Linked DNA regions of Homo sapiens: regions 2 and 3 are each linked to region 1. A link is a contact called in ENCODE Hi-C or POLR2A ChIA-PET data. All regions are on one chromosome and are shown on one strand. The core of a region is the stretch at or near the end of the contact, and the rest is flanking DNA. Distances in the headings are between cores, read along the strand shown.

Region 1 (2,700 bases), core at 120-2,619:
AATAAAAACAAATTTTAAAAAAATGAGAAGGAACCATTTATATTAGTTCCCTTTGGAGAGAGAGGATGTGAGAAGATGTTTTCTTCTTTTCGTTTTATCTTATGCCCTTACCAATTAACACATACCCATGTTAGCATTTCTAAATTTAAAAATGTAAACAGGAGAGTGGATGTGGACCTTTTTTGGTTCAGTAAGTATAAAAGTCTATGTTATAAAGATCTGGATTTTTTTCCCTAAGTAAACAATGTAGAGCAGAGTGAACGGGTTTATCAAGGGCTTGGATAGATGACCTTAAGTGGCTTGGCATTGTGTAAAGTTTCTATAAAGTTAAAAATAAATACGACAGGGCCGGGCACGGTGGCTCATGCCTATAATTCTAGTACTTTGGGAGGCCAAGGCAGGTGGATCAGAGGTCAGGAGTTTGAGATCAGCCTGGCCAACATGGTAAACCCCCACTCTACTAAAAAATACAAAAAAATTAGCCGGGTATTGGGGTGGGCACCTGTAATCCCAACTACTCGAAAAGCTGAGGCAGGAGAATCGCTTGAACCCAGGAGGCAGAGGTTGCAATGAGCTGAGATCTCACCATTGCACTCCAGCCTGGGGGACAAAAGCAAAATCCCATCTCAAAAAAAATAAAAATAAAAATAAACAAATAAACATGACATACATTTTACTCCAGAATACATCTACCTTTGTTCAGTTTATACAATTTTTAAATTGCTTTCTGGTGCAATCACCTAATTCTCTTTGAAAAGCAGAATCTGGCCTGCTGAGAAGCCAGATAAAAGGCTCAGCCCTTGAAGCCATCATTCTGCAGGAAGCATCCTGAGACTTCTACCACGAGATGGCAGCCGCTGCCTAGAGATGCTACAACCAGCCGAGGCCACCTCCGTAACACCTCGCAATAAGCTCACAGAATACTAGAGGGCCCTGAGAACTGTTGGTAGGGGCAGGGGCTGCATCCGAAAACATCTCCTGGTCAGGGGCCGTCCTCCCCATGCAACAACAGGTACACACTCCCGCCCTCATTCACTTCAAGAGTCCTGTTATCTTCCACACAGCTGTGCCTATTATACATACGCACACATACACATGCACATAACCACCCTGCACAAGATGTCCAAGCTGAGAAAACGCTCCTGAACTACCAGATCTCAAGGTTCAGAGGGATCTTGCATCTATCTGTTCCTTACTTCCTATTTTAAACACAGAAGTCACTGGAGATCGAGCACATTCAATAACAGTTTTAGTGGCAGGACTTACCAGACCTCATTGTCAACCGGGGCGCCAGTCAGTGGAGGATGAACTCCACACATCCAGGAACTGGAGGAAACCACAACCCATGAAGAGCTGGTGTTGACAGAGCGCCGCTCACACCAGGCTCTGTGACGTAACTTGATTCCCTTTTTCACTTCAGGAAACTGATTTTCAGCGCAGTAATCACCTCTCCATTGTCATACAATTACCTAGTGGTAGAAAAGAGATTCAAAGCCAAATGTGTCTAATTCCAAACCCCATTCTTTCTCCTGCTCCAGCATTTTCTAAAATACTGGAAAACCAAGAATGTCCAGTTATCTGAGAAGAATTTAGTGTCACTTGCAATTTTTCTTCTTTTTACCAATAATCCAGTCAAATTACACCAAGAATTTTGCCAAGTGCTAAATAGTAATTGTCCTACCAAAGACAAGCCATAGCTGAGTGGAACATCGAATTCTAGTCAACGTGAATTCTCAAAGGTATTGCATAAAATGGCGTTTTCTGTAATCACAATAGTGCCTAAAATGCCTCAACACCACATATACTTTTTAAAAATTATATAAAAATTGCCACATTCTCAAAAAGGTTAATAAATAAACTGTGCACTCTTAGGGGTTTTTTGTTGTTGTTTGGTGGTTTGTTTTTGAGACAGAATCTCGCTTTGTCGCTCAGGCTGAAGTGCAGTGGTGCGATCTCAGCTCACTGCAACCTCCACCTCCAAGGTTCAAGCAATTCTCATGCCTCAGCCTCCCAAGTAGCTGGGATTATAGGAGCCTGCCACCACCACACCCAGCTAACTTTTGTATTTTTAGTAGAGACAGGGTTTCACCATGTTGGTCCGGTTGGTCTCAAACTCCTAACCTCAAGCAATCCACCCACATCAGCCTCCCAAAGTGCTAGTGCTAGGATTACAGGCATGAGCCACCATGCCTGTAAAAAACGCCCGGCCAGGATTCCTTTTTCACATATGCTACTGCTGGCCACAGGCCATTATCATCAACACACCAATATGTGCTTGAGTTGTATTAATAAAAGGATAAAGTTCAAAACAATGGAAGTGATCATCTCACTCTACTTGCCTAGGTCAGACATCTCCTGTGGTGCTAAATTCTTTTTTATATTTTTTTAATTTAATTTTTTTTAAACCAAACAAGCAGCAGCGATGTGGTTCTAAATTCTTATCACGACATTTTAATGTTTTGTTAGCCAGAGAAGAGAGATTAGGAGGGCAGGGGCTACAGACCAGATAGCCCCAGGTCCTCAGCTGTTTCTCATGCCATGGGCTAAAGAAGAGATTATTAAAACACTAACACCTGTATTCAAATAGGCAGGGTTTTGTTTCTTTTTTTCTCCTGGCTCTAATGATCAGATACAGGCCTATGAATAGAAGGTACAGATAGAGTTTATCTCACCATAAGGTAGAGCACTGTCACACCCAAC
Region 2 (2,924 bases), core at 263-2,762, 170 kb after region 1:
TTCCAGGCTAGTTGCCACAATAGGCATATTTTGGCTTTTGGAAGGAAGAGAGAGCATTGAAGCAAGTTAGTGTTTATGGAACTTGTATCGCTTTACACTTAATGTGACTAATTTTCTCCTCTCTGACCCCCACCCCTCTAATTTCTTCATTCTGCCTTCTTCTGTGGCTTCCTTCCTTTTCTGCCTCTTGCGTATTTTTCTCACTTGCTTAGGGCACCAAAGGATATTGTTTCACACTGTTAGTAGCACTTAAGACTGTGATACACTGGATTATTAATATTTTTCTAAAAGCAAATTATTAAGGGGATTAATGTGCTTTGCTTTGACTTAAAAATCCTTATGTTTTAAAAACTCTCAGACAAATCACATTCTCACTGAGGTTTGAAATAGTGCATTTGTGAGTGTTGTACTTGTGCCTGGCATATAATTTTTGTTAATCAAACTGAATAAGATGCATAGTGAAAAGTTAGGATGCAGGCTGGGCACGGTGGCTCATACCTGTAATCCCAGCACTTTGGGAGGCCGAGGTGGGCGGATCACCTGATGTCAGGAGTTCAAGACCAGCCTGACCAACATGGTGAAGACCCTGTCTATACTAAAAATACAAAAATTAGCTAGGTGTGGTGGCACGTGCCTATAATCCCAGCTACTCAGGAGGCTGAGGCAGGAGAATCACTTGAACCCAGGAGGTGGAGATTGCAGTGAGCCAAGATCGTGCCACTGCACTCTAGCCTGGGCAACAAAGCGAGACTTCGTCAAAAAAAAGCGAGACTAACAAAAAAAAGTTAGGATGGATTTTCAAGGCTGTGTACATATCAGAATAATAAAACTCACTTTGGATGTTAAAATCTTAAAGAAGATTGAAGATAATTTTGTTATTGTGAAAGAGAGCATTACTCATGAGTCTTATTTTCTTCCACTGAATTTTTTTTTTTTTTTTGAGACGGAGTGTTGCTCTGTTGCCCAGGCTGGAGTGCAGTGGCACAATCTTAGCTCACTGCAACCTCCACCTCCCAGGTTCAAGTGATTTTCCTGCCTCAGCCTCCTGAGCAGCTGGGACTACAGGTGAGCGCCACCATGCCTAGATAATTCTTTGTATTTTTAGTAGAGATGGGGTTTCACTGTGTTAGCCAGGATGGTCTTGATCTCCTGACCTCGTGATCCACCCGCCTCAGACTCCCAAAGTGCTGGGATTACAGGCGTGAGCCACCACACCCGGCTCTTACACTGATTTTTTAAAATTGTTTGCCTGTTTTAAAAAAATTTTCAGGCTGGGCATTGTGGCTCATGCCTGTAATCCCAGCACTTTGGGAGGCTGAGGTGGGTGGATCACTTGAGGCCAGGAGTTTGAGATCAGCCTGGCCAATGTGGTGAAACCCCATCTCCACTAAAAATACAAAAATTAGCCATGCGTGGTGGTGCATGCTTGTAATCCCAGCTATTTGGGAGGCTGAGGCAGAGGTTGCAGTGAGCCAAGATTGTGCCATTGTACTCCAGTACTCTTGTACTCCACAGGAAGTGGAGCCCAAGCGGAAATACTTGCTCACCTCCTGCTGTGTGGATGATTTCTAACAGGCCACAGACTGATAACAGTCCATGGCAGGGGGTTTGGGAGCCCACTGCATTGTATCATTCTTATGCCTTTGCATCCTCATAGCTTATCTCCCATCTAACAAGTGAGAACATACAATATTTGGTTTTCCATTCCCGAGTTACTTAGAATAATGACTTTTGCCATTTTCTTACTGAAGTAGATGGTTTTTACATTCCTAGCTGTATAAATGTAACAAGAAATAACACTTACTGCTCTGCCTGTTTTATTTAGTAAAACTAAGGCTTTCAAACAAGGTTCATTTAATGCCAGAATTTCTCAATCTCGGTGTTGAGGCTGGTAGCATTTTTCTGAAGTTATATTTCTGTTTCAGTATTGAAGAATGTCGCAATATAATCGTGCAGTTTGGTGTTCGGGAGGTCACAGCTGCCCAGGTTGCAAGGGTTTTGGGAATGATGGCTCGAACTCATTCAGGATTAACAGATGGCATTCCATTACAGGTGTGTTGAATTCAGCTATTTTACCAAGTGAGTTAATGTCCTGTCCTCTTTATTTTTTTTTAATTAAATTACAGTATGATTGATTGTTCTATCGACCAGAAGTGAACACATGGAGTAGTTGGGTTTGTTTAATTCAAGTTTTACTTCTACAGAGTATTTCTGCTCCGGGCAGTGGGATCTGGAGTGATGGGAAAGATAAAAGTGATGGAGCACAGGCACACACATGGAATGTAGAAGTCTTGATTGACGTTCTTAAAGAACTGGTGAGTATATGTGATGATGATTTTTGATTTGTGGTATTTGAATGATATAGTCCAAAGAAAGCAAATTTTTAAGAATTTTCCACCTTCGTTAACTCAAAAAGTAATAAAGTGTCCAAGTTAATTGTGTACTGCAGGCAGTACGTAACCAAATTTAAATTTTTTCATTAGGGTTGTTACCTTGTAATTTGGGGTGCTACTTCTAAGTTACTCTTGTTTATGGTGGATAAGAACAGTGAAAATCATAATTATCTTGCCACTTCTACTTCGGTTGCAAACTGAATAAAAAATAAAGTACCTCTACTAAAATATTGAAGGGCTTAAATAAGACATAAAGGAATTGAACTCTATTTATTTTTCCTTTTGCTGTGTTGCCCATATTGGACTTTAACTCCTGGGCTCTAGTTAGTGATCCTCCCACCTTTGGGAGCAAAGCGTTGGGATTACAAGCGTGAGCCATTGTACCTGGCCTAGAATGGAACTTTTGTTTTTGTTTGTTTTTTTTAGACGGAGTCTCACTCTGTTGGCCAGGCTGAAGTGCAGTGGCACGATCACAGCTCACTGCACCCTCTGGCTCCTGGGTTCAAGCAGTTCTCCTGCCTCAGCCTCCCA
Region 3 (2,749 bases), core at 42-2,541, 220 kb after region 1:
GGAAGAAATTGGAATCCATTGGTCTTTCTGATCATTGCTATTTCGTGGGTATGGATGTGGCACCTGTCTCAGCCCTTCCTGCTGGCTTATTTGCTCTCATTTCATCTTTCTCTTGAAAAAGATAGTGTATTATACTTTTCTGTGCTGTTTTGTATCCTTTTGAAAATTCTTTCCTTCTTGCGCTCCTCCTTGACCATAGTACTCAGTCCTAATATTCCTCACTCTCTGTTAGTTTTACAGATACCAGTGTAGACAAAAAGTCCCTTTGCCATGCTGGCATTCTGTCCCAGCAGGGTACAGTATTATCGTAGTCCAACCAGTTCAGTTGTCTTTACTGCTTATCAGGAACAGTTAAGTTGTTTCAAAAATTTCAAGATAACCTTGAAGTTTTTTTTTTCGGAACTTGGTTTCTGTGTTTAGTAAGTAGTGAACTGTTCTTCCTCTGTAGCCTTAATGCATATTTTACTGTTGTCTTTTTTTGTTTGTTTGTTTAAAGGGTTGAGGGGAACTAGCCAAATAACATTCCCACTGTGCTTCACTTCTAGTTCATATGTCATATAGTTTCTAATTTTTCCTTTCTTTTAAATAAACTTGTGTTTCCCACATTATTTTAACTTAATGTAACATTTTATTACATTAAAATACCTAGATCAGATTTGTATTTCCATTTGGTACTTACCTGTTGTACAAATTATTGATTTTTCTGGGGGTAGCTTGTTGGAGTTTTAAAATCTTTGTTATTGGTTAATTCAGTTTGAGGAAATTATCTTCAAATCCTTCAGAAGTAAATTACCTTAAATTCTGTGAGAAAGTAAAATATGTGCAATTTAGTCTTCTCCTTGGAGTCCACAATGTCTTAACATGACTTACAGTTAACGAACAGTTTGTTTTATTTGCATGGTTAATTTTTCACATTATTTGGTGGGGACCTACTGTTCAAAATTGCCATGATAATCTGTCTGTCAGTTTCCATCTTCCCTGTTCTACATTAAACTTAAAACTGGAGGAATTCTGTCATGGCACCTTAATGGGAAAATAATTCTGATAATACATTTATTACAATGTAAGAATTAGAAATATGACAGTAGGAACAAATGAGAATATCTCTTAAGCCTGAAAATTAAAGGTATATGAAGTTTATTTGTGTGTGTTACCTCATTGTGTCTTTATTTTTTGTTCCTGTTGTAGATGCACCAGCAAGGAATACTGAAGACCGATGATCTCATAACAAGGTTCTTTCGTCTGTGTACTGAAATGTGTGTTGAAATCAGTTACCGTGCTCAGGCTGAGCAGCAGCACAATCCTGCTGCCAATCCCACCATGATCCGAGCCAAGTGCTATCACAACCTGGATGCCTTTGTTCGACTCATTGCACTGCTCGTGAAACACTCAGGGGAGGCCACCAACACTGTCACAAAGATTAATCTGCTGAACAAGGTCTGAAATCCTTTCTTGCCTTAGTCTTGGTCTACATCAGTGGGGTGTTTTATTTATTTATTTATTATTATTATTTTTTATATTGTTTCTTTGAGAGAGTCTCACTCTGTCACCCAGGCTGGAGTGCCTCCGAAGTAGCTGGGAATACAGGCATGAGCCACGATTCCTGGAGCTTTTCTATTTTTAGTAGAGTCTTACCATGTTGCCCAAGCTGGTCTCAAACTTCTGGCCTCGAGTGATCCACCTGCCTTGGCTTCCCGTAGTGCTGGGATTACAGGCATGAACCACCATGCCTGGCCACATCAGTGGTTTCTTTTTATTTGAGATGGAGTCTCGCTCTGTCGCCCAGACTGGAGTGCAGTGGTGCAATCTCGGCTTACTGCAAACTCCGCCTCCTAGGTTCACACCGTTCTCCTACCTCAGCCTCGTGAGTAGCTGGGACTACAGGCACTTGCCAACATGCCCGGCTAATTTTTCTTGTATTTTTTGTTTTGTTTGTTTTCTGTTGTTTTGAGACGGAGTCTCACTCTGTCACCCAGGCTGGAGTGCAGTGGCGGGATCTCAGCTCCTGCAAGCTCCGCCTCCCAGATTCACGCCATTCTCCTGCCTCAGCCTCCCGAGTAGCTGGGACTACAGGCACCCGCCACCGCGCCCGGCTAATTTTTTATATTTTTAGTAGAGACAGGGTTTCACCATGTTAGCCAGGATGGTCTCGCTCTCCCAACCTTGTGATCCGCCTGCCTCAGCCTCCCAAAGTGCTGGGATTATAGGCGTGAGCCACAGCGCCCGGCCACGTCAGTGGTTCTTAACCCTATTGGGTCCCTCAAGTGACCCGCCTGCCTCGACTTCCCAAAGTGCTGGGATTACAGGCATGAGCCACCATGCCTGGCCACATAAGTGGTTCTTAACCCTATTGAGGCCAACCCTTCCCCCAAACATTTTGTTAATGTCTCTTTTCTGTCCTGAAATTAAATTTGTAAATAATATGTAAACATACCCGCTCTGTCTTAGAATATAGTGCCTTAACCGAAATACAAAAAGAGATCATAATGTATTTCAGTATGTTAATGCTTGGTAGTATGAATTTGCCCCATATACAGAATCACTGTGAGTGGGTGGCTAGACGTGCCTCCTGCTGATAGATTGGCAACTCAAGTACATGAGTGATATTAGTCATTGGCTTGATTTACACAGTGGAGTTCCTGGAAATTTGAATATTAAAACAATGCAAAAATACTTGTAAAAATGGACTGTGATTTTGGATTTGGGAAATTAGAGATGTGTTCTTCAAGCCCCTCACTGTTCAGTGGGC

Evidence for each region. Hi-C counts contacts between places; a loop is a spot of excess contacts on that map. ChIA-PET counts read pairs that join two places held with the same protein, here RNA polymerase II (POLR2A). Pooled maps may share reads with other maps.
Region 2: a loop to region 1 is called in a map of CD8-positive, alpha-beta T cell, with 2.9 times the contacts of the local background. The contact joins two enhancer-like sites. A Hi-C loop is called at or near these places in 1 of 168 maps with a recorded cell type or tissue (CD8-positive, alpha-beta T cell), 4 of 37 single-sample maps with no recorded cell type and 8 of 50 pooled maps. POLR2A ChIA-PET finds 5 or more read pairs at or near these places in 2 of 52 experiments (H1 and OCI-LY7).
Region 3: a pooled map shows a loop between it and region 1 (3-fold over the local background). The contact joins two enhancer-like sites. A Hi-C loop is called at or near these places in 4 of 50 pooled maps. POLR2A ChIA-PET finds 5 or more read pairs at or near these places in 4 of 52 experiments (A549, GM12878, activated T-cell and 1 more).

Annotation. Positions count from the first base shown.
Region 1 is chr16:58,754,745-58,757,444 of GRCh38, reverse strand. LOC107984867 (a long non-coding RNA gene) reads right to left here. Exons shown (of 3, transcript XR_001752227.2): 2 at 1,267-1,469. Among named protein-coding and RNA genes, the nearest start is that of GOT2, 22 kb to the right of the region's middle. RefSeq lists a silencer at 746-1,040. Within about 2 kb of position 1,369, at least 2 of the 41 ENCODE cell types and tissues checked have a DNase peak (open chromatin) inside an H3K27ac peak, as active enhancers do.
Region 2 is chr16:58,582,184-58,585,107 of GRCh38, reverse strand. It overlaps CNOT1 (CCR4-NOT transcription complex subunit 1), which reads left to right. Exons shown (of 49, transcript NM_016284.5): 9 at 1,926-2,052; 10 at 2,205-2,315. Among named protein-coding and RNA genes, the nearest start is that of SNORA50A, 24 kb to the right of the region's middle. Within about 2 kb of position 1,512, at least 2 of the 41 ENCODE cell types and tissues checked have a DNase peak (open chromatin) inside an H3K27ac peak, as active enhancers do.
Region 3 is chr16:58,532,835-58,535,583 of GRCh38, reverse strand. CNOT1 (CCR4-NOT transcription complex subunit 1) reads left to right here. Exons shown (of 49, transcript NM_016284.5): 40 at 1,189-1,437. Among named protein-coding and RNA genes, the nearest start is that of SNORA46, 14 kb to the left of the region's middle. Within about 2 kb of position 1,291, at least 6 of the 41 ENCODE cell types and tissues checked have a DNase peak (open chromatin) inside an H3K27ac peak, as active enhancers do.